Linked DNA regions of Homo sapiens: region 2 is linked to region 1. A link is a loop called in an ENCODE intact Hi-C map of the cell type or tissue named here. Cell type or tissue: mammary epithelial cell. All regions are shown on one strand. Each heading gives the region's core, and the rest is flanking DNA. Links, peaks and the distances in the headings are about the cores only.

Evidence for each region. Peaks named below come from ENCODE experiments on the same cell type or tissue, not always from the same donor. Only the 100,000 strongest peaks of a DNase experiment are listed, where the experiment ranks them.
Region 2: a loop joins it to region 1, with 23 times the contacts of the local background. A loop is called at or near these places in 4 of 110 quality-filtered maps.

What each region holds. Positions count from the first base shown.
Region 1 is chr6:153,221,507-153,237,175 of GRCh38, forward strand. No RefSeq gene overlaps it. Among named protein-coding and RNA genes, the nearest start is that of RGS17, 98 kb to the left of the region's middle. In mammary epithelial cell, for the core only: a CTCF peak has its summit at 9,718 (motif pointing right); no DNase peak of the experiment used is centred there.
Region 2 is chr6:154,033,185-154,048,853 of GRCh38, forward strand. OPRM1 (opioid receptor mu 1) reads left to right here and starts at 6,056. Exons shown (of 4, transcript NM_000914.5): 1 at 6,056-6,650. The coding sequence starts at 6,361. RefSeq lists an enhancer at 6,316-6,815. In mammary epithelial cell, for the core only: a CTCF peak has its summit at 8,078; no DNase peak of the experiment used is centred there; H3K27me3 peaks cover 207 bases.

The sequences.
Region 1 (15,669 bases), core at 4,737-12,736:
ATATTGAAATGAAACCATTTGTACTCTACTTATCTTATTAAATATTATGAAGCATAACAAATGAAGTTGAATTTATATCTTTTGAAATTTAGCGTAACTATTCACATAAGAAAAACTAATTGTAAAAACAAGCTGGGATCAATGTGTTTGATTCCATTTTTTGTAAATTAAAACAAAATGAAACTGATCTAAGTGTTTGAACATGGAAAGAGGTCTAGAATTTCTCATCCTTGATTACTTGAAGGGAAAGCCCTTTCTAAATTCTACCAATTATTTTCTATGAACGTTTCAATTTTCTGGCTGCAAGTAGCTTGCCTTGGGAGTTCTGACTGGGATTCCCCAAACCAAGACCACGTCCATAAGGCTGTTTGCATTAGGTGGAGCCAGGTGGAAGCTTTGTACCAGCTAAGACAATAGGTCTGGCATCTTTGTAAGAAATTTGGTGTCCACTTAAGAGTCAAATGCCTGGCATTTCCAAGGAAGCTTAAAACATTTTCTCAATTGAGTTAACTGGGATAACATTGCACAAATTTGGTTTTCTGCCTGGAACATCCAGGACCAAACCATGCATTCCCCTAAACTGAAATTCCAACTTTAATGTGGTCTCCACACACGCCCTTTTATTGTCTGGTGGTGGCCCAAAACCATCCCTGCTCATGCGGGGCCCAGATTTTCCCTTTCTTCCTTTCTTCAGAATTTAGGAAGACTTGGTGCAAATACATAAGCAGCTCAGATTGAGGCTGGTAATTTAAATCTGAAATCCAGCTGGGTATGACACCTTGGCTTTAAATCTTGGCTTCAAACCTTGGCTTTAACTCCCATTACCACCATCAAATATAACACTTGGAAATGCTGACCTGGGTGACTCAACCCCACTGTTGAAAGGGAAACGTCCTGGAAAGCAAGAGTAATTTCAAAATCATACAATAATGGGAACACTTGGTCCTCAACAGGCCTTAAAACCTCCCTGAATTTCCTTTTCCGTCCACCTGACTCACCCCAAAGCTGCTCCCATGCCCATCATTCTCCAGGCCACAATTTTTCTGTAACCTTTGTGAATCTCACATTTTCCTCATACCCTCTTGCCTTCCTCCAATTCTTTCTCACAAAAGCCAAAACACCAGGTCTAATAAGAAAGGTCCTCCATAAAGCAGAGTGGGTAGAAAAGAGAACCAAATGGGACAACTTAGAAGATCCTGTATGAGGGTAGGGCAAAGGAAGGCTGGGAGCGCTTGTAAGTTAATGATTTTTATACTGACATAGGGACAATTTAATATTCATCTTTTTAATATTAAACAGAGAGTATAATTATATGATCAATCTTAAAGTCTGTGGATCTGAAGCCACTGGCAAGTTCCTAGGTCATCCAAACATCTGTATCTATTGCTCAGGTAGACTACAGACAAAGCTTTTATATTCCTGAACAAGAGAAACTGTTTCTCTTAAGCAGCGAGCCATAGGTATTCATTACCCTTATTCCTCCATTAATACTTGTGTGATGAACAGATTCTGGAACTTCAGTTTCCATTGACACAAGGTAGCTATTGACAGAAGTGCTTAGAATAAATTACTTTACATTCAATATAAAATCAATAGATATAATGGGATAGCCTTAGAAAACTCACAAAAGTGGTGCATTCTGGGTTTTTTTTCTTCCATATATACTTTTTTGGGAAGAAAGATAAGTGGACTATTTTTAACTTCAGAAATAAACTCCAATTATCATAATCAGATGACCAAGTAATGGAAACTGCTAAGTCCCTTCTCAGTCTTGCAGTTCGACACTCAATAAGAGATTGCAAAGTGCTGAAAGTTTCATTAGAGTCAGTCAATGCACATCAATGAGGCTTCCACCCAAAGAAAGAGGACTCTGAAAGCAACCAGCTATACAGTGAAGGCAGCCATGGATAATTCACAGAACTTTGATGTTGTTTATAAACAAAAACTAGAAACGGTGTCACAGTAGTTTTCTACTTACAGAAAGATAAATCAACAGATGAGAGCAGCAGGAAAACCAACAGAGTGGGTCAGATGGAGACATCCTGTAACGTAAAAGATAAAGATTATAGCAGAGAAGGGATATCCTGTAGAAAACATTTAGAAGATGGCCTTTTTTCTATCAACTAAATTCAGAAAAATATAAACTATGTGGCATGAGAAACAAAAGACAAGATAAAACAAAAAGATGAAAGAGGAGCTAAGAGGCATATACAAAATTAACAGAAAAGTGAGTGAAGTGAAAAAGATGTGTTTAAATTAATACACTTACAGAGTTTCCATATACACCTTGTCATGCACGGAATTGTGTGACCCCAAAGTTCATATGTTGAGGCTCTAACCTCAGATATGACTGTATTTAGGGATAGTGTCTTGAAGGAGGTAATAAAGGCCCCCTTGAATGAGGTCATAGGGTGGATCCTAATCCAAAAGACTGGTGTCCTTGTAAGAATAGGAAGAGATACCAGGAGTGAGCACACACAGAAGAGAGGCCATGGGAGGACACAGAGAGAAGGTGGTGTCTACAAGCCGAGGAGAGAGGCTGCACCAGAAACCAACCCTGCCAGCAGTTTGATCTTGGACTTCAGCCTCCAGAACTGTGAGAAAATAAACTTCTGTTGTTTAGGTCCCCCCAGCATTTTAATACGATACAGCCCTAGTAGACCAATACACACCTCAAGCAGTGACAGGCAGAACTGAAACTGGAGAAAGTTAAAAGACTAATATGGAGTCTGGGTGTGGTGGCTCATGCCTGTAATCCCAGCACTTTGGGAGGCCGAGGTGGGCGGATCACCTGAGGTCAGGAGTTCAAGATCAGCCTGGCCAACACGGTGAAACCCCGTCTCTACTAAAAATACAAAAATTAGCTGAGCGTTGTGGCACATGCCTGTAGTCCCAGCTACTTGGGAGGCTGAGGCAGAAGAATTGCTTGAATCCAGGAGGTGGAGGTTGCAGTGAGCAGAGATTGCACCACTGTACTCCAGCCTAGGCAACAGAGCAGGATTCTGCCTGGAAAAAAAAAAAAATAGACTATACTGAAGAATCATAACTTCAGAATCTTTTTCAGAATGTGGAGAAAAATAAAAACCAATTGACAGAAGGGAGCAGGGAGATGTAAGACTTGGGAGACAGAGAATAGGGATTCAACTTATAGGTATTGGGTATATTTTTTATAGGAAAAATATAACAAAAAAATTTTAAAGGACTTAAAGGATTCGTTTAAACCACAAATATTACAAATAAAAATGGATCCTTATAAGCAAACATATTTAATTATAAGAGACCAATACTTTCATGTAGCCTGATAGTATTATACAATTTCAAGATTAAGAAAAGAATCTTGTGGTTCCCAAACTGTGTGCCAAGATGTCTGGGGGTATTACCATAAACTGACACAATGGGATATTTTCAGTTTTTGAGAGAAACAGAGGAATACAGGACATCTTTTGTATATGTGTAAATTAGCTTAAGGTAGTTCATAAATTTGATTGTACTTCATTTCTTTCTATGATGTCACGTTTTTGCGAAACTGGATTTTTGATGGGTGTTTTGATAAAAAAGCACATCCTATATGAAAATCGATGTGTAACAAGAAATGAGGCTGGAGGTGTTCAATCTGATTTCAAGATTTGAGAAGTTATGGCTGTGATCAGTAGGCACATATGCTTTCATTAATGTGTAATTGTGGTTATTGAATAGTTTAAGCGTGGTTATTAAGTAATATTAAATTATTTAAGGGTGCCACGAACCGAGGAAGTTTGGGAACCTCCAATTAAGCAGAAGGGCATTTGAGCAGGAAAAAAAAGAGAATACAAAATATTTCTTATAAAAATAATAAAACTTAGCTTGTCTTAGTCTTATCCCACAAAAGTAAACCCCAGATGGCTAAAGAAGTTTCTATTAATATATAGGCAAATTAATCTCATTTTTTTTCAGTTTTTTTTTTGGTGAGAGCATGTTCATGGTATACATTTTCTTAGTTCTGAATGTCTGCTATTACCTTTTCGATAAAAAGAATTACTGAAAGATATTAAAAGAAGAGGTGTTTAAACTAAACAAGAAATACATCAAAATTACTAAGCTGTAGGTGAGATTATAATATAAATTTATCTAAGGCATTTATATATATATATATATATATATATATATATATATATATATATATGGTTTCAAATCCATTTAAAGGACAAATAAGCTATTTAAAAAGAAGACAAAACGTTTAAAATACCTTTTTCTTTTGAGACAGGGCGGAGTGCAGTTTTATGATTTCACCTCACTGCAACCTCCGCTTCTGCCTCCCGGGCTCAAGCAATGGTCCTTCCACCTCAGCCTTCTGTGTAGCTGGGACTACAGGCATGTGCCATACACCACCATCCTGGGATAAATTTTGTCTTTTTTGTAGAGACGGAGTTTTGATATGTTGCCCAGGCTGGTCTCGTACTCCTGAGATCAAGGGAATCGCTCACCTTGGCCTCTCAAAGTGCTGGGATTACAGGTGTGAGGCACCGTGCCTAGACTTAAAATACATTTTAATAATAAAAATGTATGTCTACAACACTACTTTTTCAGATGATGTATGCTAATATGATCAACACAAATATTTTATCTGTTAAATTTCAATTAAAATCTCTTTTTTCATGCTTTCTTGAGAGAATACCATGTGCCAAGTAAGTACTTATGAGGTGTTGGACCAATTTCCTAATGTGTAAAGATTTCTTATGACATTTTATTTACTCTCTAGGTTATTTAGAGAATAAATGTTTAGAAGTTATAAAAGAGTAATTTTTAATCCTGTTTATATATGATGATAAATTGAAAGGAAAAGAACCCAAGAGAATGTGATTTTATTTGATTTTTGAGATTTCAAAACATAATATGTAGGAAAATATGTAGTAAAACATCTGACTTTCATACTTTTTATGTTGAGTTTAGTAATAGAAATTTATGAAATAAAAATATTAAGAAAAGTACAAGCAAAAATTAATATTCTTCCTAGCTAATTTAAAATGCTGGACATTTTTATAATATGCATTTTAATGATTTCATAAATAGCAAATTGTAACAAGTTAGGCATATGCACTTGGCTTTTATTTATATATTACTCACTTATCAAACTATTTTTTTAGATTTCTAGGATGTTATTGAGGTAGGAGAATGGGGTCTGGAGACAGGGAGCCTAAGGCAAACCTGCAGCTGACTTCTTGGAATTGGACTGAGAGGAAAACCCTACCTCTCGATGCCCAAGTGACAAGAGGTCAGAGGCCCTTCCCTCTACAAAACCCCTTCCCCCCATGTCAGAAACAGGAAATGCCTCTGATTGGTCTGGGCCAAGCCTTCACTTCAGCCTCTGATCGGTCATGGACCAAGCCTTTATTTGCATAGGGTGTAACCAATTGGAGGCCTCTAAAAGGTACCTAAGGGTGTTACCAAATTATTTTAGTCTAATAAAAACCCCAAAGAACAGTGCAATCAGGGCCCTTGAACTGCTTGCTGTAGCCCATTCCCACTCTGTAGAGTGTACTTTTGCTTCAATAAATCTGTGCTTTCCTTGCTTCGCTCTTTGTTGCTTTGTTTGTGCATTTTGTTTAATTTTTCGTTCAACAAGCCAAGAACCTGAACAACTCGCAGCCAGGACTTTCCATCTATCTTTCAACCAACGTTATCTATCTTTCAACCAAAAAAGTACCATGAGCTAAAATAAATTAGTCCTAAATACACAGATTTGTTTTAAATTCAACAACATAAATGTCAAAAATTATCCCAAAAACCTATACAAGTAAAATATTAAGATAATAATAAAAATAGGGCTTTACTCAATTATGTTTTGGAAATAGGCAGAAGTGAAATAATTTTTGCAGGTGTAGATTCTGTTTTCAGGTTTGAGATTAATATGGTCTTGCTTATATTAGAGGAATGTTCATATCCTCATCAGAGCCTTTCCCACAAATCCCTGATTGGTTTAAGAACAGTAGGAGTTTGCGTTTAGTAGGGTTTTGCAATATGCTGGGGACGAGAGCCCTTGATACTGCCCCTCTTAAACTGCAGGCGTGAGTGCATTTCTGGCACCTACCACGTGGTTCTTTGAAAAAGCAAGATCCCTGGGAATATACATCTCAAATTCCTTTCTAAAATATGACAGGTTAGTGAAGTTCATTTTCATGATCAATGTCTTGCTAATGTTTTGAGATTTTATGGACAAAGAAAAATTTACAGATGTATATGTATTTTGCTGCCAGTAAATGAACCACTTTTAAAACAGTACTCCTTTGAGTTTTTTATTGGTCTGAAACACATGCAAATAGTTAATATATTAATATTTTATATACCAGTGCTTTTCAAACTTTAATGTGCCTAAGAATGACTTAAGGATTTGTTAAAATGTAGATTCTAGTTCAGAGATCTAGATTCTGCTGTTCCAGGGACTTTGAATAGCAAGGATGAGAGCGATGACCAAATTCAAGTGTAACTGAAAATGAAGACTTGGAAATGAAGAGCCTTATGAACCAATATGAGAGTTTTTAACTCTATTTTGAAAGCTAAAGGAATTTGATCTGTCATGACCATATTTTTATTTTAGAGAAATCACTCTGGAAGTTGTTTGAGTATGTATTGGAGGGGAATTGGACTAGAGCCAGAGAAACTACCTAGTAGACAAAAAGTAATCTAGTTACCCAGGTACAGCCCGATTAAAGGCTGCAGGTCCAAGGACCACAGAGAGCCAATCTATAGATGACACTAAACTTGACAAAAATATAGTGCCAGTTAAGCCAGACTTTCACTTATGGCCTTAGGTAACTGATGAAAAGTAAAATGATCCTGCTTCTTGCAACATCGGCTATAGATTTGAGCACAAAATAGGACACCATGTCTTGTTTCTCCTAACGTATGTCTTGTTGATTTTTGTTGGAGGTAGAGGTGAATACTATAAGGGGCAACTTAGACCTCGTATTTGACCACAAGACCAGCCAACTGAAGCCTCTTGAAGTTTGAAGTTTCTTTTTACCATCTGTTTCCTTCTAAACTGGAATAATGCAGGAGGTAGTATGGTAACATGGAAGTGAACTGTACTTTACCATCTAAATATACCTCCTGAGATACGGCATAGTTCATGAAATTGATGTAGTGAAAAAAGCCACTTTTAGTATATCCAAGTAAAGTATCTAGATGCCCAGTAAATACTAGTGACTAATGTTATCTGGTAATGAATGAAGAAGACTTTGAAGTAAAACAGAATTCCAAATAAGTAAAAATGCAATGTTCTATCACTAAACATGATCAGTCCTTTATTTTGGACATAAAGAATATGCTAGACATATTCTAGCTGGGTTCAGTATGCCAACAAAAAATGGAGGTTGAACCAACTGTTTAGAGAGTATTTGTTTGAAAAGGGCCTAAGTAATGGCCTTGTATTTTCACTCATATGTATATAACTGTAGGTGGGATTTTGAATACATTTACAAGAAATTAAACAATAAAAGAAATCAGATAATGGAAAAGGGAAAGTGTTCATTATAACTCCCTTTATCTGGAGAGTCTTATCTAACACATATAAGTAGGAGTGTCAAGGAAATACTTTTATTTGAATAGACATTTTTGAATTAACTCTGGATGTTTTTCTCTTCCTGGTAGTCTGATTCCTCCTCTTGCACTCTTTCCACTATTTTTAGTGCTAGTGAAGAATAGGCTGGGGTGTCTGTGTGTGTGTGTGTGTGTGTGTGTGTGTGTGTGAATGATTCTGAGGTAGGAGAAGGTTCTGATGTACGGGAAGTTGTTATCCCTCAGGAAGAGAATGTAGACATCTTTCATGGGAAAAACAGAAGAGTGAAGGAAATCCATACAGCTGATATTAAAGGGCTATACTTAGTTTCACATTTAGGGATTTGCGGGGGGAGATCACTTCGCAGTGTGCAATAGTGCAGCCATAGTAATTGAGAAGTGGTGATAGTGCATTCAGACAGAAAAAGAGCAGAAGTTGAGCTCCTCCATGCATGTTCTGTCTAAGCTCCCATGTGGCCCAGAAGGCATTTAGAAATTCCCAGGGGGGTAGGGAAAGAAGATGAGTTTGGAAATTTCAGACCTATTATTGGGCTTCTACAGAAAGGGGCAGTGTGACCTTAGGACAGAAACAAAGGTTCAGGGCCTAGACAGAAGCCACACTGAGAATATGGCCAAGATCATGGTGGGCTGAGTCAGGAAGGGGACACTATGCTCTGAGCTTACTGAAAAGAACAGACCACTAGATTCACCAACTCTTGACTTCAGAAGTGGGTGTCAGCAGGCACCAGCAAGCAGAAAGGAAAATGCCATTGTGTTGCAAGGGCGAGAGGGCACTCAGAACATAGGACAGTATCTTGCACATGGCTCCAAGGGCCTTGCCCCCTTCTGCCATGATTATGTATAAGGATTCCCATATCCAAGTACCATCTGGAGTTGGAACTTAATATAAGGTGTCATTACTTTAAGAAAATGGTTACGTCTTAAAAGTAACCATGCCTTACATTGTTTTAAATAAAGAAAGAATTGGTTATAATTTCTTTGCGCTTTACTTGATTAAAAGCTAAACAAATGTGACATTTTACCTTTCAATTTAAGCAGTGTTAGTTTTCTAACCTTGGAATTTAAAAAAAAATTCAATTTAAATTCAAACTGCTCATTACAGAAAGTTAAGAATGATCTTCTCTAGCACAGTAGTCAGTATTTTATCATTATTATGCCTATCTTACATGGTAATGAAAGTTGTCGAGCTTGTGAAATAGGATATAATGACTAGGGATATTAAAATTGATCATATTTCTCAAATTCATTAACAATTAGATTCTTGACAATGCCTTTAATTATTTTCCTTCTGTAGCATGTTGGCTTGGGTAGTTTTTACATCATGGAGGGCATAAAATGTTTTAACATGTTTCAGGAGAAAGTGGTTTGCTTGTAATTTGTATCTTCCTCCATGTGTACAACTTTAATTTTGACATGGATATGGTCCAAAGATACATGAGAAGGGTGGACAAATGATTCACTTTTAGAGGTTTATAAGACTACTCCTTAGTTCACTGGAAAAACTCATTTGCTAAATGGACCCTCACTGCTCTGTGAGATGTTTACTTTGCTCTTATGTAAGTTCAGACTGCTTCGTTCTTCTAGCATTAACTTAGTTTTGGCTATTTCTTCTTATCCCTTTTCATGGTATATAAATGCTCAGCAGACACTTAAAATCATGTGAAAGACAAACCAAACTACTTTTATTTTAAAGCTAATTTTCTGAGTGTAATTTTCTTATCTGTGAAATAAGAGTTGCACCATAGAAAAATATTTTTTTAAAAAAATGAATGAAGCAAATCTGATCACTTTAATCTCTTTGTTGTTTAAGGTTAACATTCCCCTAAACACCCTGAAATGTAAAAGAAATTTTAAACAAATTGAGGGTACTCTCTATATTTCCTTAATTAGTATATTTTTGGAAAGAGTATGCTGTATACTGTTTTTGTTCAAAATCTTTTCCTCAGATAAATAATAGGGACATTGAATAGAAATAAAATGATGCAGAGGGTAAAAGGCTATTGTGAGACTTTGCTTTCTTTCAACAATTAATATATATGTTTTCACATTCAGTTGCGTTTGGTGATTACAACAGAGAATTCCTTGAAAATCGCAGAAAGATCAGTACCTGTCACATGCTAAATGTGGTATAAATTATGCCAGCTGCGTTTCTAGGCGCCAACACCAGACGGCGCTAAAACACTGCAGTTAGTTGCCTGCCTGCCAGTCGAGGTGATGTTCACACTTCGTTCTACGCACAACGCGTGTTCTGTACATATTGCTAAACTGAGGGATGGGCAGAGAAGGGCAAACTGTAACTACAGTTTATTTTAGCTCATGTTTAAATACAGGATATACTCTGTTTTCCTTCTGTACAGGAGAGGGAACTCTTCACAGGTGAGCTCAAGAATGCATTTCATTACCCTTTGTCTCTTGTTCTTGTTGGCAAAAATCAGTGGTTAGGTGCCTGAGTGTGAGCAAAGAAATAACTGGCTATATCCGTCTAAATTAATCACTAGTAAGGAAAATTAGGGAAGTTACAGGAAGTAAAGACCCTCAGGCAAAGGCTCAGGGATAATTTAGAAAGAACTAGAAGGGTGCATGGTGGGAGTGTAGTGAAGAAGCAAACTTGATTTTTGAAAACCCAGAAAAATATAAGAACTAGTTTTCTTCTTTTTCCCTGATGCTATTGCCTTTCAAAACGATGAAATAGTAAATGGTAAATTTTGAGATTGCATGTTATAGTCAATGCAAAAGTTTTTAAGAAAAGCAGATATACTTGCTGCTTCTTGAGTTAGAATATAGAATGAGAGATCTAACACAGCAGTGGCTGTGTTATAGATAGAAAATGTGATGGAAAGCAGTTGCAAAGCTGGGCATAATTCCATAAAATTTTTCTTTTTTTAAGATATATTTGCTAGTAAGGCAGTATACACACAACAGAGCACTTCAGTTTCAAATTATGTTAAAACATCTATGAAGTAGTCAGCAGTATCATAGATTTTTTGCTTCTGCCATTCAATGAGGCCCTGTCATTGACAGAGCTTGGTGACTACCAATTGTTGATGTTGATGGGCTATGCTGGGGCTCTCAGGAGAGCTGGGGTCTCTGTTCTCTGAGGTTTTCTAAAATTCTGAGATCATATGGTTTCATAACAATGAAAATCACTTGATAGCAGCAATGGAGTTGTCGTTATGAATACCGATTTGTTTAACTGTTAGTTGTGAACACCTAGGAATGAATTTGCTTCTTAATGGCCATATTATATTGGACATTCTCAGAAAAAAAGGTTTTTAATGAAGAAAATAAAAACCAAATTTCAAAATATACTACAATTATATTTTCTATTCATTAGACAAAATAAGAGAAAATGAAAAAACCATAAATTGATGACTTTAAAACTAAAAATAGGTTATTTATTCTTAAACAAGAATTTATTTCTTCTTTAAGAAATATAATAGCTGAGAACCTCAAAAGAAACCTACACCTAAGGAATGATGTGAAGTAATAGGTACCTATGACTTCTAAACTTATTGTGTATGAATTTATTCACATCTATCATCATTTATACAAAAAACACTTAAAATTTCACAATCTCTCCTGTTCCCACAATTTATAACAGAAAAAAATGAGGAAAACAATTAATAGGAAAAATTACTGTTAGACAATACAATACAATACAATACAATACAATACAATACAATACAATACAATACAATGCAATGCAATGCAATACAGTACAATGCATGCTTCTGCAAATTTTGTAGAGAACATATGTGATGACAGCACAGCAGTTAACTTTTGTTAAGATTAAAACAGTCGTGGTGCGGTGGCTCACACCTGTAATCCCGGCACTTTGGGAGGCCGAGGTGGGTGGATCACCTGAGGTCAGGAGTTCGAGACCAGCCTGGCCAACATGGTGAAACCTCATCTCTACTCAAAACACAAAAATCAGCCAGATGTGGTGGTGGGCGCCTGTAATTCCAGCTACTCGAGAGGCTGAGGCAGGAGAATTGCTTGAAACCGGGAGACCGAGGTTGCAGTGAGGCCAAGATTGTGTAACTGCACTCCAGACTGGGTGACAGAGAAAGACTCTGTCTCGGAAAAAAAAAAAAAAGATTAAAACAACACAATTGTGATTTTGCGATTTGATAGTGAAGAGAGATTTTCAAATTTATTCCTCAGTTTTTTCTGAAAATGAAAATGTTGTATAACCACTTAACAATTTACCTATTTTCAGGAAATAATATTCGATAAAACGTTATACCATCACTGATAGGAAGGAAAAAAAGCATTCTTAATTTGTTTTTTGTTAGTTGACTTGTTTTTTTTTGGCGGGGGGCACAATTTCTTATGACAAGACTTTGAAAAGATCAAGATCTTCAAGATGGCTTCAAACTTATCAACTTGTAGGTATTCTTGTAAATATAAAGAGAAATGTGAAAGTAATATGCTTCAATAATCAAATTAAATTAGCACAATTGCAATTTTTGTTTGAATCAAGATGGCTTAATAGTTTTATGAGGCTACACATTATGGAGAATATATTTTACTCTCCTAAGCCAAGAGAAAACTTCAGGACCAACTAAAGTGTACCCAAATATGCATTTATCATATTTTATTTGTCTATATTACTCTTCAATATAATGGTTTTATGATGTAGAATATCTTGATATTTTATACCTTTATCAGAACCTTTATACATGAACACAAACTGTATACCTACATCTTTAGATTTTGGTACTAAGACAAAGGGGTCAGTTACAAGTGTCTGAGAGTTGTTTGGTTGGTAAAACTTCTAGAAGATAGTGAGTTCTGAGAAAATCATGGTAACAGAAAGTAAAACTTGCACATGTGGTGTTGTGAAGAAAGAAATTGAAATGGCAGTTACCACTTAGGTAAAAGGCTAATAAACCCGATTTTAGAAGACATGAATATCTGCATTTTAGGATTCTTTTCTTGGTTTGAATAAGTGATTCGAGAATCCCAACTGGACTGTCAGAATGGATGTTAACTAAATAGAAAAGGATTCTTGAGAAAAAATGGATAATGTAACACACAGTACAAATTTGAAAAACAACAAACATTTGTGATGAAATGCAAAGAAACTGGAGCTCCTGGCTGGGCGCAGTGGCTCACGCCTGTAATCCCAGCACTTTGGGAGGCTGAGGTGGGTGGATCACCTGAGGTCAGGAGTTTGAGACCATCCTGACCAACATAAAGGAACCCCGTCTCTACTAAAAATACAAAAAATTAGCTGGGCATGGTGGTGCATGCCTGTAGTGCCAGCTACTAGGGAGGCTGAGGTAGGAGGATCACTTGAACCTGGGAGGCAGAGGTTGTGGTGAGCTGAGATTGTGCCATTGCACTCCAGCCTGGGCAATGAGAGCAAAACTCTGTCTCAAAAAAAAGAAAGAGAGAGAGAGAGAGGGAAAGAAAGAAAGGAAGGAGGGAGGGAGGGAAGGAGGGAGGAAGGGAGGGAAGAAAGAAAAGGAAGGAAGGAAGGGAGGGAGGGAGGGAGGGAAAAGAAAAGGAAGGAAGGGAGGGAGAGAGAGAGAGAGAGAGGGAGAGAGAGAGGAAGAAAGGAAGAAAGAAAAAGAAAAAAGAAAGAAAGAAAGAAAGAAGGAAGGAAGGAAGGAATAAAGGAAGAAAGAAAGAAAAGGAGAAAGAAACTGGACCTTCCACCTCCTGGGTAGTTTGGAATTGCTCAGTCTAGCATCCGATTTTGTAACTCTGATAAGTCTGAAACAAATACATATATTGATGAAAAGTTGACGATAAATAAAGCTAAAATTATCATCACATCTCCAATAATCTTTTATAAGAGATGATACAACTGCATTCCTTTTGACTTTAGTTAACGACTTTTAGTGAAGCTCTTCAGTGACAGCTTGCATACAGAATCAAACATGTTAGAACTATAACATCCCCAGAGCAGGGTCAGAATGAAGCCTACAGTTGGGATAGAGTGCATGTTTTGCCTACCTGTTTAACACATTTAAAGAATGGGGTCATGATATATACTACATAAGTTCATCTCAACCCACTATGCTGCCTTCCAGATACTTCCACAAGCAACTTAAAATTATAAAATGAGTACACATACTCATTTTATGATTATGAAAAGAGTACTCATACTCATCTTACTCTTACTTATAAGAGTAAGAGTACCCTTACTCTTACAAAATGAGTACATGTACTCATTTTGTATATGTACCTGTACATATATAAGTTGCTTGTAGAAGTATCTGGAAGACACTTCCACTAAAAAGTAACAAGTCAGATTATTATAATTTACACAAGTTAAGTAATATACTGATATTAAATCATATTTTGCATTTTACTCATCTATGTTAAAATGTACTTAGTGTGTCCTTTATCAATTTTGATTAATTTGCAAACTTTAACATATTATATTCTAATTAAAGTTCATTTAATTTATTATATTCTCCAGTTGCGTTTTTTTTTTTTTTTTGGTTAGCACACAACACTTAAAACCGTTAATCCTTAGGGTTTTGGTTAATTAATACTATCTTATTAATGAGTTTTGAGTACTTATTAACCAGGAGAAAAAATAGTATCAGTCTTAGCATCTGAAGTCAGAAAAAATATAGTTAAAAAGGTTAAGATTTGTAATCTCTTTATTATTGGATTTATCCCGTAAGAAAATAATTTTGAATTTTCCTCTTTGGGAGACCGAGGCGAGTTGGTCACGAGGTCAGGCGTTTGAGACCAGCCTGGCCAACATAGTGAAACCGTCTCTACTAAAAACACAAAAATACCAAAAATTAGCTGGGCATGGTGGTGCCCACCTGTAATCTCAGCTATTCGGGAGGCGGAGCAGGAGAATCACTTGAACCTGAGAGGCGGAGGTTACAGTGAGCTGAGATCGTGCCACTGCACTCCAGCTTGGTGACAGTGGGAGACTGTGTCTCAAAAAAAAAAAAAAAAAGAATTTGCCCTTATTGTCTTACATTCTAATCACTACATAATGCTCCTTTTTTTTTTACACCAAAATCGGGTCACTCAGATCCTCAGCATGAAACTCTCAAATGGCTTCCCATCTCCATCAGAGTAAAATCCAAAGTTCTCACAGTCACCTACAAGGTATGGCGAGATCTCTGAGCACGCCCTGACAATATCTTCTCCTTTCTTCCTCATTCTCTCCACTATACCAACACTGGTTTCCTTGCATGCTCCTATATCCAGCACACTCTAGCCTCCCATCACTGCTAGGGAGCTCCCCTTCTCCAAAACATATCTTCCCTAGACACCCAGGCAGCTGATTACTTTGTGATCTTTCAGTCTTTGCTCAGCCTTTCTCAGTGAGACCTTTCCTGATCATCTTATATAGGAAGACTTCCTTCTCTATCCCCTCATCTGCTTTATTCATCTTCACAGAACTTATTTGTTTTCTTTACCCTTTCCTTCTTCAGGTCATAGAACTTATTGCCACCTGTGCTTTACATGTTCACGTTTCACTGATTATTTCCTTCAGTAGAGTGTAAACTTCAAACATTTTTCCATATATTATTAAAGTTATAACTTTAGTACTAGAATAGTGCCAGAGACACAGTGAATACTGAAAACATATTTATTAAGCATGGAAAGCTCCTAATTCTTTGAAAAATCATTTTAGCTATTCTAGTTTCTTTGCCTTTCCATATAAATTTTTAAATTATTGGGTGAATTGTGCTAATATTTTTGAGGAATCTTGTCTAAGATGTGAAATGTATGTGTGTCTACTTGTTTGTACTGTCTCCTTCCTATTCTTCTGATGTCTCCATAATCTGTAGTGATGCTTCCTGTTTCATTCCAGGTATTGATCATTTGTGTCTTCTTTTTCTTTTTTTTGCCAGATTTGCTAGAGAGTTGCCAATTTTATTGATCTTTTCAAAGAACCAGTTCTTTGTCACATTGATTTCCTTTGGATTTTCCCCAGAGTCGGGGGTGCTCCTCATTACTATTAAATGGGGGAATGGATAGGAATGGATATTCCACCTTCCCATGTGGTCTCTGCTGACACGTGGTAGGGGCAGTCTAGTTACCACTGGACAATGGTTATAGTTCTTACTTTCCATGAGGCCTCTTCTGATGCTACCCTAGCAAGGAGGAGCCTCAATATCCCCAGTGGGA
Region 2 (15,669 bases), core at 3,957-11,956, 810 kb after region 1:
GAGATAAGAGATGCTGTAAAATAAAGACTAAAACACCAATAGGTTTAACATTATGAAAGTCCCTAAAGTCCTTGGAAATAAAGGCCAGATTTTAAAGTGTGGAGGAGGAGAAAGGGAAGCTGTGAAAAACAGAGAGAAAGTTGAAGGCAGGCCTTGGGTTAGAGATGAAAACATGAATAAAGTGCCAGTTTTTAATGAAAATGGAATAGTCCCATGGTATTAACACCAACGAGAGTCTTTTATACAAAGGCAGATGTGCAAGGGTTTGAAAGTGGAATTAAAGCGCTGGAAAAGTGCTACTACCCCCACTGCTTTCTCTGTGACCCTTGGAGCATGAAGTTCAGGGAGGGGAGGATGAGAGAAAGAATCAAGTGAAAGGAAGCACAGAGAGTTGTACAGAGATAAGAATGCAGGTTAATACACTTTTTTTGTGAGTATTGAAGGCTATAATGCAAAAGAGTGATTTGCTCAAGAAGTGATTTTAGAAAGATTTATATGGCACTGATACAAATGTTCAATGGAGTAAAAGGAAACAAAAGAAAGAAGCTGAGACATTTTTATGATGACCTAAATCAGTGCTTCTGAAAGTGTGGTCTGTGGATTTGTGGGGTCTCTAAGACTCTTTCCATGGATCAACAAGGTCAAAAAAATTTTAATAATAATTCTAGAAAGTTAAATGGCTTTTTCACTGTATTGTATTTTTGCACAAATGAGGCATAAGCAATCATGAGTTCAACTGCTAATACCTTAGCAGGAATCGAAACAGTGACCCCATGGCATACTAAGAGTCACTGTACTCTTCACAGACGTGCACTCACAGAAGAAAAACACGAAAGAAGTTCCACTTTTAAAAATATAATTAATGGATCAGTAAAATGTATTAATTGTATTAAATCTTGGCCCTTGAGTACATCTCTTTAAATCTGTGTATGATGAAATGGGAAGGACACATGAAGCTTCTGCCACAAACTAAAGTAGAATGCTTGTCCCAAAGAAAAGCGCATGTTGCCTGTTTGAGCTGTGAACTAAATTAACCACTTTTTCCGTGGATCACTATTTTTATTTAAAGAATGACTGAGGCCGGGCGCGGTGGCTCACGCCTGTAATCCCAGCACTTTGGGAGGCTGAGGCAGGCAGATGACGAGGTCAGGAGATCGAGACCATCCTGGCTAACACGGTGAAACCGCGTCTCTACTAAAAATACAAAAACAAAATTAGCTGAGTTTGGTGGCGGGCGCCTGTAGTCCCAGCTACTCAGGAGTCTGAGGCGGGAGAAAGGCGTGAACTCGGGAGGTGGAGCTTGCAGCGAGCTGAGATCGCGCCACTGCACTCCAGCCTGGGCGACAGAGTGAGACTCTGTTTTAAAATAAATAAATAAATAAAATAAAATATAATGATAAAGAAATGTTTTTATAGAGCTCTCAGTTTTAATTTCTGAAGTGATAGACTGTGATAAAGATAACCTAAATAAGAAAAGCTTTTTGGATCCTCAATAATTTAAAAATGTGTAAAGAGTCCTGAGACTGAAACATCTGACAACTGTTTATCTATTAGAAAGTGATAAGGGGCTGTACTAGGGTAATGGCAAACCTCTGTAACTGGAAATTGAAGAGCAAGACTTGAATAGAAATGAGGTTCCAGATTTTAGAAAGACATTTAGGCTTATGTATCATTTAAACTAGTTGTTTTTGGATAAATTTTCAAGAGTTGATTTAGTTGGACCCTAGATACTACCTTCAGGCCCTTAAAAGAATCAGGTCCTTTAAGGACGATTCTGTACAGTTAAATATAGTGTATTATTTATAATAATTCTTCTTGCTAATTTCTAGGCCACATACAACAGGATATAAAAAGCCAAACAACAAAGGATAAATTCTTTCATATGTGTGTAATCCTATAAACCCTCTTTGAAGTTGATTCTCATATTTTTATTTTACAGAAAAGGAAACCAAATATCAGGAAGTATAAGTAATTTAGTAAGTCACAAGGAAGTAAATAGTTGAGACTGGATTTTGAACTGCTTTTTTTTTAATCAAAAGTCCGGGGCTTTCATCCACTTTATTCTAGATGGCTTTGTTTTAGGTTTATTGGGTAGAAGTTGGTGTGAGGAGTTTTTTGCTTTCATTTACTTATTTATTTTTTTACCATGCAAATAAAGAGTGCCTATTCCATTTTACTTGATATGTATGCAACAATCCAGTGATCAAGGATAATATTGTATCACAATGCATTTGCATTCTCATTAGCTATGCCCATTTAAAAGTTAGATAACATAGAAAATATCTATAAACAAATACATAAAATGTTCCTCCAATGAAACCTTGGATGTCCCATTTTTCTGAGCTTCAAACCACTGTAATTGTTTCCTGCATAGTATTTATGTTTGTGTTCCTCATTAATAGCCATTAATCATGTGTTCCATTAACAGCCACTCTCAACAGAATCAGGACTAAGCTATTAAAGTAAGTGTAGGATGAAGGCAATTCTATGAATAACTAAGCCAATAGATGTTGAAATTCAAAGAAGAGAAGTGACTTTTAGCACTTTCCTGGGATTCATCCGTGCTATGAATAAATACGTTGCTTTGAAACAAATAATTTTTGTGAAAAATGTTGCATGATATGGGTTTGATAGCAATGTTCAATCTAAATGTATAGATAATAAATTATTCTTGCTTCGAATAGAAAGCCTGGGCTAAGCAAGAAGCATCAACAAAAAGACAGATATTTCTATTGTACAAATTACATATTAAGGCTCAATGAAATAAAAGATATATTTGGGATCAATACTGTATGAAATAATTATGTTTGTAATAAATTGACTCATTTATTTGCAGTCCATCTCCTTTTATGAGAGACTTGAACTTTCACAACAGACTTCAGACCAATTGAGTAGGAAATGAACAATTATGGAGGAAACAGGGAATATACCATAGGGAAACTCTGAAATAACAAAAACTTGAAATTGAGGTGCTTTTATACTACATATTAAGTGGTATTAATTTATTATTTCTGGAACAGTTTTTCTCTAGGTTTCTCAAGACTGTCAATATATTTGAAAGAAAATTAAATTTGTTCTGCAGCTTCCTGAATTGTATATTAAATGGGTGGAAGATACCAAGATATAAATGTTAAACAACTTAAGGAAGGACATGCAATGATAACCAGAATATTCTATATTCAAAATAGAAGGATAATAACTATCCTCACTGAAAGATGATAAAGACCAATAGAAAACAAAAAAATCAATCTCAGCTGAGAATATGAAGCACAAAGTTCAAGTCCTGCTCTAGAGAGTAATTGCATTTTTCTATAAAACAGAATAAAAAAACAACTGTTTCTAGAAAAGGGCAATGGGAATGGGGTTGCTCTTTGCCTGTAATTCTAGAAGAAAAGGCATATGGCTAGTCCATAAGTCTATACATTTAAGTCCTGGTTGGTTGACAGACTATATTGAGTCAAAAAGGACAAAACGTCTTCATTAAGGTTTTCCCATAAAGATGTTTTATTTTCAAACTGTGTCATTAAAAAAATCACCCAGATTGTTTTATTTTTATTTTATATTATTTATCACCCAGATTGCATATATTTTATGCCATTATCTGGGTATAATGGCATAAAATATATGCTAATCATTTTTTCAACTGAATTCAAATATTATGCACATTAATATTCATATATGTTTAATATAGAAAGAAACACAGAGAGTGAGGGAGGGAGTCCACTATGTATTAAGTACTGTGTTAGTGAGCAGACCTCCCTTAGGAACCTTATTACGGAGTACAAAGCTAGGAGAGTAAATAAAGTATATTAAAAAATGCATACAAAAGATGACAGAATCACCATTCCAAAAGATCTTGGTGGATAAGAATCATGAATTGGATCTAACAAGATGTAACTTAAAAGTAAAAAAATCTATAGTGTTGTACTGAGCTCCCTCCAAAGCAACTATAAATTTATAGGAGATGAAACATATGATTCACCAGGCATAAGAAGAAAGTTTCCGTAATCAAACACTATTGTATCCATCTTTTTAAACTCCAGCTCCTATCACAGCACCTGGTCCAAAGCAGATCTTTAGTATTTGTGGAACTGGCTTGGATTGTGTTTAGGAAATTTTGTCATTGGTAAACCTAAGGAGAGTCAAGAGAACAACGTGACCAAAAAATAAAACTAAAAAAAAAAAAAAGGGACTTTCATTGTACTGGTAGAAAGACAAAGTTTATAATCTGGCTTAGTTTCTTTTTTTGTTGTTGTTTGTTTTTTGGTCAGGGCAAATTTAGGTCATTATTTTTAACACTGGAACTGTAGTTTCAGAGCAGATAGACAAACTATAATGAGAATAGATGAACAGCAAGGCCACTGAAAGGACTCAGAACTACATCTTATAAGAAACAACTGAATGATGCTAATGTTTAACTTGCAAAAGAGAAAACTCAGTTGATTTCAAATATATGAAATATAGTGGTAAGGAGTTATCACTTATTAAGCAATTACTATTGCAATGTATACTCATTTAATCCTGCTAACAGACATATGAGGTGAATATTATTAGCCTACCCTCGCCTTTTTTAAGTAATGAGAAGACTGTCATCCTGTAGGGTAAAGTAACATGTCCAAACTCATACAGCTACAAAGTTACAAAGCTGATTTATAAAATGATTGACTCCAAGGTCAGGAATTATTATACTGTGTCTTGTCTTCCACATGAACTAAGCACAAAGGAACTGAATGCAGGCAGACAGATTTCAGCTCAATATAAGAGAATTGTTACATTAGTTCATGGAAGAATATGTTTTAAGGTATTTTTGTTAGTCTCTAGGAAATCTCTGTAACATTTTATTGTGTAAATTATATGCTTTAATGTAAGAGGATAAAAATAATAGTGAACATTGGCAAAATAGCCTATGATTAATAGAGTTTACCTATGAGTTATCTGTTTCTAAGATAAATGCCAAAAAATAATATTGGAATTAAATGTTCCTTTCAAGATCTTCCCTCCCTGCTCCCTGAAATTGCAGTGAATTTTTCAAGACCAACTGAGGACATGTATTTTCAATGTTTATGGTTAAAAGATATGTACATGCACAGATATATACATGTACAGAAATGAGAATTACTTCAGAATTGGTGTTAACTTTAGAAAAAAAAAGACCAAGAACTTACTCTTGGTATTTACAAATTTATTTCTAAAATAGAAGCACTCATGGACTTAGAAGTAAGGTATAAAATTCAAAAACGTATCCATGTTTCTCAAGGATCTTGTTGTAGGCCACTCTAATTCCATATATTATGTGGCTTTTCCTAGAATTTTTACACTAGAAAACAGACTGAATGCAAATTTTGTTTTGTTTTAACAACCTTCTTCTCAGAAGCATATGTCTATCGAGGAAGTCTTCAGATAAAAAAGATAAACAATTCCAAACAGGTCTATGAGATTTAAGATGTGAAAGATCAACATTATCTTTAGTTGACTTTACTGGATGCCACAACCTTCTGATTTCTGTAACCACTTCTTATGCCTCCTACCCACTGAAACAAAATCAGAGGCAAACAGAGCTTCACCCTAGAAATTGGGGAAAATGAGGAACAGGTTTTCTGCACAAAAGTTTATTTGTTTCTCATTTCTTTTTCAGAAAATAAAGGATCGCTGTTGTTCCCAACAGGTTTGTAGGGAAGAAAATTGGAGAAACATTATTACCTTTTCTTAGATGTTGGCAACGGAGGCAACAAGGACTGCAAAAGAAAATTGTGTGTCCCCCATTCCTAAATAATCAAAATTGGCAGTAGGGATGGAAGAGCATTGGGGTTTTAGGGCTGTTAGGGTTTCATCAAGCCAATGTATTCCCTGCCAGATTTTAAGGAGAAAAAGGCGCTGGAAAATTGAGTGATGTTAGCCCCCTTTCTTATTTTTCACTGCTACCAAAGACTAACTCTATCTCTCTCCCCAACCCTTCTCTCCATCTCCCTCCTTTAGATGTGTTTGCACAGAAGAGTGCCCAGTGAAGAGACCTACTCCTTGGATCGCTTTGCGCAAAATCCACCCCTTTTCCCTCCTCCCTCCCTTCCAGCCTCCGAATCCCGCATGGCCCACGCTCCCCTCCTGCAGCGGTGCGGGGCAGGTGATGAGCCTCTGTGAACTACTAAGGTGGGAGGGGGCTATACGCAGAGGAGAATGTCAGATGCTCAGCTCGGTCCCCTCCGCCTGACGCTCCTCTCTGTCTCAGCCAGGACTGGTTTCTGTAAGAAACAGCAGGAGCTGTGGCAGCGGCGAAAGGAAGCGGCTGAGGCGCTTGGAACCCGAAAAGTCTCGGTGCTCCTGGCTACCTCGCACAGCGGTGCCCGCCCGGCCGTCAGTACCATGGACAGCAGCGCTGCCCCCACGAACGCCAGCAATTGCACTGATGCCTTGGCGTACTCAAGTTGCTCCCCAGCACCCAGCCCCGGTTCCTGGGTCAACTTGTCCCACTTAGATGGCAACCTGTCCGACCCATGCGGTCCGAACCGCACCGACCTGGGCGGGAGAGACAGCCTGTGCCCTCCGACCGGCAGTCCCTCCATGATCACGGCCATCACGATCATGGCCCTCTACTCCATCGTGTGCGTGGTGGGGCTCTTCGGAAACTTCCTGGTCATGTATGTGATTGTCAGGTAAGGAAAGCGCCAGGGCTCCGAGCGGAGGGTTCAGCGGCTTAAGGGGGTACAAAGAGACACCTAACTCCCAAGGCTCAATGTTGGGCGGGAGGATGAAAGAGGGGAGGTAAACTGGGGGGACTCTGGAGGAGACCACGGACAGTGATTGTTATTTCTATGAGAAAACCTACTTTTCTGTTTTTTCTTCAACTGATAAAGAAAGAATTCAAAATTTCAGGAGCAGAGAAGTTGCTTTGGTAAAAGCTACAAATGTCTAGGGGTGGGGGGCGGAGGGAAGCTATAGCATAGACTTGGAGCGCTTCCTTATACTGAGCAAAGAGGGCTCTTGGCAGAGTCCTACACTCAGTCCCTCTGCAGGAGCTATGGAAAGAGTAAGTTGTGAATAATGGGAGAGAAATTCTAGTTAGCTTTCCCAAATTTGGTTGGGGCCGGTGTGTGTGTGTGTGGCGGGGGGAGCAGTCTCAAGTCTTCTCAATTGTTTTGAGATGGACCTTGGCAACTTTCCTACTCCTGCTGGTTTAGTACTTCCCTGTACCACAACCCCACCCTTTCTTCTCCCCTGCCATAGCAGCCCTTACCCAACTCTTCCTTTCATCCTGAGGCAACACTAGGTAGAGGAAGTTTTCCTAGCATCTCTCCATGACAGTTTTCCTCTGTTATAACAAACATGACAAATGTGTTGCCTAGACCAGTTTGCCGTTAGTAGCTTCAGATCGCCTAAGTCACAAACTGCATCTGGAATGGGTAGGTTGGTTCAGGAGAACCGCAGGACATGGCTGTATTTCATTGCCTTCACAAGTTGGAGCTAATTAGGAGTGACCAAAAGCATCATAATTCCACATTAGAAACTGCAGAAACTCTTATACAGGAAGTTGTGATGGGTGCTCTAGACAAAGTGTTCTTATCAAGTAAAATTAATTCAAAAGAGTTGTAGTCCACTTTCTGTTTACCCAGATGTTCCCGGTATATTTGGCAGAGTGTGGAAGCTCTCAGTATTGACTGAGATTGATATTGATTGTGTTGGTGTTGATGTGTATATTCAAATACTACATGTGAATGTGAAATGCCATATATCTGTTTTTGTTAAAGAAGATAAATATTTTAACACTTTAAAATAGTTCCTAATTCGAGGGTTTTTTTTTTTAACCAGGGGTATGTGTATATAGGGAACATGGCATTTTCATATTTAGTTACAATGTTTGTTTCACCTATTCAGCAAGTATTGCAGGTTTCAGCGGAGCTCTTAAATCATTTAAGAATTGCTCTCTCCAGTATGCTTTCATTACCCAGGTGCTGCAAATTGCTTATAAGCAATTCTTTCTACTCATCTGTCTGATTTCTTTAATTAATGATTTTTAAAGAGTAAAGCTAATTTCCCTGATCTTTTGATGAGGAATAAGATAAGTATTGTCTGTAAGAAAAGAGCACCATCTATTGAGAGGAAGGCTAACAACAGAAGGAAAAATGCAAGAAGATCGATGGAAGTATTTATTTTTAAAAACATTTACTTTAAGTAATTCAATACAATGATTCACATTGAAGATTAAAAACCAAGTTTAATTTTGCAGTTATGACAATAAAAGTTATAATTAAAGGCCTGTTTTGTGAAGGGAAAATATGTTTCTCATTTTTTCTAAAAGAAATTCATAGAATCATAAACTAATCAAGCTAGAAGGGACTCTAGAGATTATCTATGCTAAGTAAATAAACTGAGGCACAGAAAATGTAAATTATTTTCTCTAAGAACAGATAGTTCATTAATTCAGTGCCACTAAATCTCTCCTAGCTAACATATTTTTTTTTTTTATTGTGCTGGCAAATCATGATTTGAGTTAATTCGACTATTAGGTTGACAGAGTGGGTTGATATAGCAATAATAACTTGGGAATAACAAATTATCCCCAAATTCTATGTGAAATCCTGAAGGAAAAAAGCATGAAACAAAAATACCAAAGCATCTAGGAATCCTGCCATCTGAAACATAATATTTTATTCCCTTTTATTGCTTCTTGATATTTTCCTTCCTCATTTTTCTACCCTTTAGTTTATGCTTTGCAATACAGAGAGAGCCAATAGAGTGGCAACTGGCTGTGAAATGAGCAGATTGGTCTTATTCCAGTGTAGAAGAGGTTGCTGGTTGGGTGAGTTAGTTTTAAAGGCATTACCTCTGGCCTCTTGTTGACTTGGAGAAACATGGTGACGGTGCATCTTACTGAGAACATGTTATTATGCTTTATTCTCGGTACTGAAAGTTCTTACAAAATGCAGTACTATTTGAAAGGTCATCCCAAACACCCACCTGTGGCAGGCTGGGTTTTAATCGCAGGGTTAGGTAACCCTCTTGGAATGTGACTGTGAAACAGAAAAATGGGCAAGTTAGTGACAGATGAAGCGACAGGGAAAGCATCTGGGGACTGAAGCAAGTATGTCTATTTAGCTGAGAACATTTAACTGACTGTCTCCAGGCTGCGGTGTTTAAACTACAAAATGATCAGTTCAGGGATGTATTGTCCTTGCTAAAATGCTGGATATAATGTTGCATCTATTAAGTATTGAGGAGAAATGTTCACTTCCTTCCCTATTTAAAATTCAACAAATGCTATTGAATGATCAAGTAGTTGCAGTTTTCTGATTATATTAAGGTAATATTTATTAAAATGTTTTAGTACATTGAGTGAATCATGAGGCTCAGATGACTATGGCAACAACAACAACAAAAATAACTGCTAACATGGACGCTGTGATTAACTCTTTGGTTCTGTTTGTAACACCATCATCATCATCCCCTCATCAACAACATTATTAAGTAGTATAACTTAAATGAGATTCTTAAACAGGGCTACTCTAAGGAATACAAGGGAGGAAAGGAGAAACTGTAATATGTTCTAAAGATTTTAAGTCCAGATGTTAAGTGATAAAAATGTTATCAGTAACCATCACCTGAAAGCTTTTTTGGTTTTAAAGAAAAATAATGCTTGGAGAATAACCTTATGAAAATTATCACAAAGATTTTAGAAAATGTGATGAAAATACTACAAACAGTAGCAATCACTTAAAATGGGATGATAGTATTTCATTGTCAAGAACTGTAAAGAAAAAAAATCAAAACAAAAAGTAACAGCCACCAGAGATGTTTCACTTTTGGGAAAATATTTAATAACTGAACCAGACTATAGAATTACCCATAACTGCAAAAACTAATATAATCCCAGATGTGTTTATGTTGGGAAATTCTTTTTCCAAGGTTTGTTCATGTAGCTATGAACATGGTATGTACAGACACTGTTGAAAAGTGGAGGGCTAGAAACTTTGAGATTTCTGTGGGCTGCGTAAACCATCCTTCCAGTAAATTTCCAATGAAGAGTGCCAAGTAATAGTACCTTCATTTTTAAGATTATTTCTTAATGTGGTTAGATAAATTCTCAATATAACTAATTATCAGAGAAGAGCATTTAAATACGTGCAAGATGTTATTGTCATTTCTCCTTCCTAACAAGTATTTCTGATTTTAGAAAAAGTCCTGTGAGCTTATACTTGTTCTATATACTAAATATTTGATTCAGGTTTAAATTTAAAAATGATCAGTTATACTTGATTGAAACAGAAGTATAAGCTTTTAAACTTAATCTAGATTCAGGTAGCTACAAATTAGTGAACAATAATGTTTTATCTAATATAAGGATATATATGTGTGTGTGTGTATATATATATATATATAAATTCACACACACACATACATATTTGAATCAATTTGAATGCATGTCACTAAATATGATCATTAGTAATTTTCATAAAATAAAAAGATAATAGTTTATTTACTCAAATATTAATAAAATTCACTTTTCTAAAACCCACAAAATATCCTAATTAGAGGATGGATTTAAAGTGAAAAACACTAAATAAAATTCAGTTCTCAATTTAATGGCTTACATTAAAAAATACTAACTTAATTGCATGCCTTTCACTTAGTAAGGGAGAGCTCCTGGTACCTATTACAATTTGAACTTTAAGTGCTATTTTCCATATAGAAACTAATTCAGAGGAGAACAACTCTTCTTCTGTGTCTTCTAAACACACTAAATTGCTTTTCCTTTCCTTGGTTGTAAGCTGTGTCTTTGTCATTTGCATGACATTACCAATCAACGAGTTTCCTATATTCTTCTCTCTCTCTTTTCTTTCTTGAAAGAATGACCTATCTGATATTTTATGAAACATCTCCAAAGATAAAAAATATATAATTACAGAACAATTCTTCTCTTAAAGGATGGATGGATAGATAGATAGAGAGAGAGAGAGAGAGATAGACAGACTGAAACAGTTGAAGTCTCTTCTCTGCTCCTAATACCCTCCTGTCACTGAGACTACCACTATCATAAATTTAGTGGTGAGTTATTCACATGCATGTTTTTAAACATTTACTACATATGGAAACACATATATATATAGTAAACATATGGAAACACACATACATAGTAAATGTTTTTGTATGTTCTCATAACTTTTTATAATTGGTACCATATCATATGTTTAAGCTTAAACACATAATTTCCCTAATTACTCCAAGTTGTTATAGTTCCAGTAGGCCAATGCTAGAAAATAGATGTCAAATAAAACCAACAAACATAAAAGAAAACAAACAAACATTCGGGCCATTAACTCTTCTGAGTACTTTTAACTGATCTTATTTTTTTTTAAATGTGTTAAAAATTATTTGTAAAAATTTATTTGCAAGCATTTTTCTAAGCTAATTGTTTTAATTAATATTTAGGTATAATACTCAGAAAAAAACCTCAGCTACTGCTGCAAAAAAAATAAATCGGTTAATAAATTTAAATAAAGCATAATTTCTCTACTGCTAAGAAGAAAATACAAATAATTAATTGGTGTCTGTAGGTATTCAAATAATAAATGCTGACAATATTTACTTTGAGATTTTGAACATCTAATAGGATCTCTTACATATAAAAGTTGAAAATATTATTTCTCCTAGGATTCCGTTTAAGGCAGTAGTTGAAACAGATATTTTAAGGTCAGATGCAAGAAAAAATAAGCTCATTTTGAGAAATAACATACAACTATATGAGATTTAAAAATGTACTAGTGGTGGTCAGGCACTGTAGCTCTTACTTACAATGCCAGCGCTTTGGGAGGCTGAGGCAGGTGGATCACCTGAGGTCAGGAGTTTGAGACCAGTCTGGGCAACATGGTGAAATGCTGTGTCTACTAAAAATAAAAAAAATTAGCCAGACTGGGTGGCGCATGCTTGTAATCCCAACTACTGGGGAGGCTGAGGCACAAGAATTTCTTGTACCCAGAGGCAAAGGCTGCAGCGAGCCGAGATCGCACCACTGCACTCCAGCCTGTGCAACACAGTGGGACTCCGACTCAAACAAAAAAAATAAATTAAAAAAAAAAGTACTAGGGGTAAATACCAAGACTAAATGGTGCATGTCATTTTAAAATACAAGAATTCCAAGTCTTTAGTCCTCACTAAGTTTAATGTTTATCTGACTGAAATAATTATCTGTGACAGCAGTCTTCAAACTTGTTTTTAGATGTAGACACTTATTTCAAGAACTTGGGACCCAATATATAAAACAGATCACAGAACAACTGTCCAGATGTAACCACATGTTGAGACCAAGAGCACTGCTCACCTTGCACCCCCATGCCACCCACCAGTGCTGTCCCCAAGGGACCACCATAGAATTTCTAGGGCTCCACCAGGCAAAATTTGAAAGCAATGGCTTTCACGTTGTTTCATATCCTTCTCGTGCCCACCTCATGTCCTTCACCTCGCCTTCTACCTCAGCCGTTGATATGGCAGTCAGTTTCCAGACATAACTGAGTAACACTTCACCTTGGCTGCATCTAAATCACTTACTTTCTGCCCTAGGGCTTCTCTACTGGAGTAATTGCCCTCCATAGGAATCAGCCTGGCACTCACAAAGGCACTATTTGGAAGTTCAGGAAAGTTCCCTTGACCAGGAAATGGAAGCCTGTGGAAAAATGCTGCCCTTGCTCCCCTCTCTCCTGAGGTGTACAATTCTGAGGTGCCAACTACAAGGCACATCAGAAGGCCCCGCCCACATTGTGACCGTCTCAAAAACATGCCTCGTTTTCCTCTTCCCTGGTTTACTCTTCTAGTTTCCCACTCCTTGCCAAGCAACCACTTTTCAAAATGGTTCACCTTCACACAAGGTCGTATCTCACACTCTGCTGAATATCCTTCCTGTTATTTTATAATTGGTGACTATACGTTAGCACAGTAAAATCTGTTTAATAAATAGAGCTCTTACAGACCTATCAATAAAGGTTTTCTCTTAACTATCAAAAACTCGTAAGAAAAATTCTGATAGGCAGCACCAGTTAGAACTACCAAGAGAGTTCAGAAGCTAAGCTTTTCCTTCCATTTTTGTTCCTGCCTTGGGATTTAGGAAAGGCTTTTTTGGGTAGGTTTGGCTGAATGGAGAGAGAGTGGGCACCAGTCATGTCCAGTGTTCAGTTTACTTCTTCTTGAGCTCAGGATAATAGGAGCAGAATTGTGTGTGCCATGTAAAGGAAATAAAGCCTCCTGTGCCTTCTGGCAAATTATCTGAGGGTATAAGAAAACAAACAAACAAAAAATCCTGCCACTCCCTTTTCCATTAATTTCATGTTATATAGTAACGTTAAGAGTATCTTGTGATTAATTGAGCTCAAGAAAATTTCAGTCTTCAAAAGTGAGCTGAAGCATCAAATGCAGGAAACGTCATATACAACAAGCATCATATACTGAGCTTACCAAGCAACTCCTTTCTTTACCCATCCTTTCTTGCCTCAGGTAACTTTTTTTCTTTCCCCATCAATTTCTCAGATACAAATTTAGAAAGGAAGAACAGCAAGGAAGAGAAACCTTGCCCTGGCTCAGGGCCCCAAGTGTCAGTTGTGGCTCGACTTCAAGGCACTCTGCGCCTCACTCTCCTTATCTGTAAAAAGGTGCGAATTGGACTAAAAAAATCTTAAACGCTTTCTAGTACTAAAATGTCCTATGGCAACTTCAATGACTATTAAGAGCATGTTTTTCCCAGCAATACAATCTGGAGGAAAAGAGGAATCATCCACAAAACTAAACAATCGTGGTTGCCATTCCATCACAGCCCTTTGGATTCTATATAAGCTCAAATAGGTTCTGTCAAAGGGAGAAAGAGTGAGTGTGCTCTGAACTGCCAGGTGTGGTGTTTATGATTAGGACAATAAGGGAAACAGAAAGTTACAGTCAAGCCTTTATTCATATGCTTCGAGAGTACAGGCAAGTGGTTAAGTGGGAAAAGGTGCAACCCCATCATGTTTCATTCCCCCCACCCCCACCCCACAGAAGCCACCAGGTGAGCATCACATGTTTGAGCAGAAATGCAGGAAGGAGAGGGAAAAGTCATCTTCTTACTGCACTGGGAGGCCCAAGCAAAAGGTCCTGCTGTTTTGTGTACCTGAGGGCCTGGGTGCAAGATGGGGAAAGACAAGGAATGAAAAACAGTGAGTCAGAGTATGTGCTGCCTCCTTAAGGGTTAGGAACGCATAACCTAAAAGCGTGACTGGCAAAGGTGGAGCGTGGGCAAAATTCTCTCTCTCTCTCTCTCTCTCTCTCTCTGTCTCTCATTCTCTGTTTAATTTTTAGGAGATGGTTTTAATATTTGCCTTTAGGTATTAGTCCTATCCTGGATGTTGTATTCCAAATCTGATGCAAAGAGGTTCCACCAAATCTAATCAAGTGAACTTTCGTAAACCAATGGATAGGGCTTTCCCATAAGATGAAGTGTGTGATGGGTTTAAATGAGAGAGAGATCATTCTGTTCTGGATATGTGTCTGTCCAGGCAAAAATGTTGTTAAGTACAATTTTTGTTTGTTTGTTTTTTGTTTGTTTTAAATAATATGTTAGCTTATGCACTGTATGTAAGTAGGTGTCTTCGTGTGTTCAGGCTGCTATAACAAAGTACCATAGCCTGGGTGGCTTACAAACTACAGAAATTTACTCTTACAGTGCTGGAGGCTTGAGGAGTTCATGATGAAAGCACCAGCAGATTCTGCATTTGCTGAGGACCTTCTTGCAGAGACAACTAACTTCTCCCCATTTCTCCACAAGGCAAAGAGGCAAGGAAGCTCTCTAGGGCCTCTTTCATAAGGGCATTAATAGTGTTCATAATGGCTCTGCTCTCATGACCTAATCACCTCCCAAAGGCCCCACCTCCAAATACCATCACACTGGGGAATAGGTTTTCAACATGTGAATTTGAGGGGAACACATTCAGTTTACAGTAGGTGTCCTAAGTGATTCAAATATTAACCACTCATATTCACTGAAAACCATTAGTGTGATTTAAATTAACGTTTACGTAAATTAGGCCAACCTGATTCCTTCACTATCTTCCAATATGCTTCATGTTTATCTCTTCTATACTGTTTCCTTTATTTTTCTTTCTCTCTGTTTTCCTGTAACGTATCTCTCATTCTTTTCCTATCAAAATGTTTCTTGTTCTTCAAGTATCAACTTAAATCCATCCTTTCTTACAGCCTCTCCAAAGTACTCCTACAACCAATTTCCCTGCAATATAACCCAAAATACATGCTACCATTGTTAAAAAAAAATTATGCATTTTCTCATGGCCTTATAAAATGTCACTTGATAAAACTTAAAGACTTGAACTATATCTATCTCTTTGTGTTTAGGTGAGAAATCCAACATTCAAAGTTGACCAACAGAACTGAATATCTTCAAAATACTGTACAATTCTAAGCTATTAGCAATTCAGATGTACCTCAAATTATTCAAGTATAAAATCTAATTTAAATAATTTTCTCAATTCACTTTGTTCATGCATATTTAGCTTTTATCACTTGAGTCATGAAAAGTGATCTGTACCATAGATACATATTAGCAAATCATAAATTCAAATACAAACACATACATGTCTATATATGCATATATTCCTGAGTTTACAAACTTTAAAAAGGGAATATATGGTTACTCTTATAATA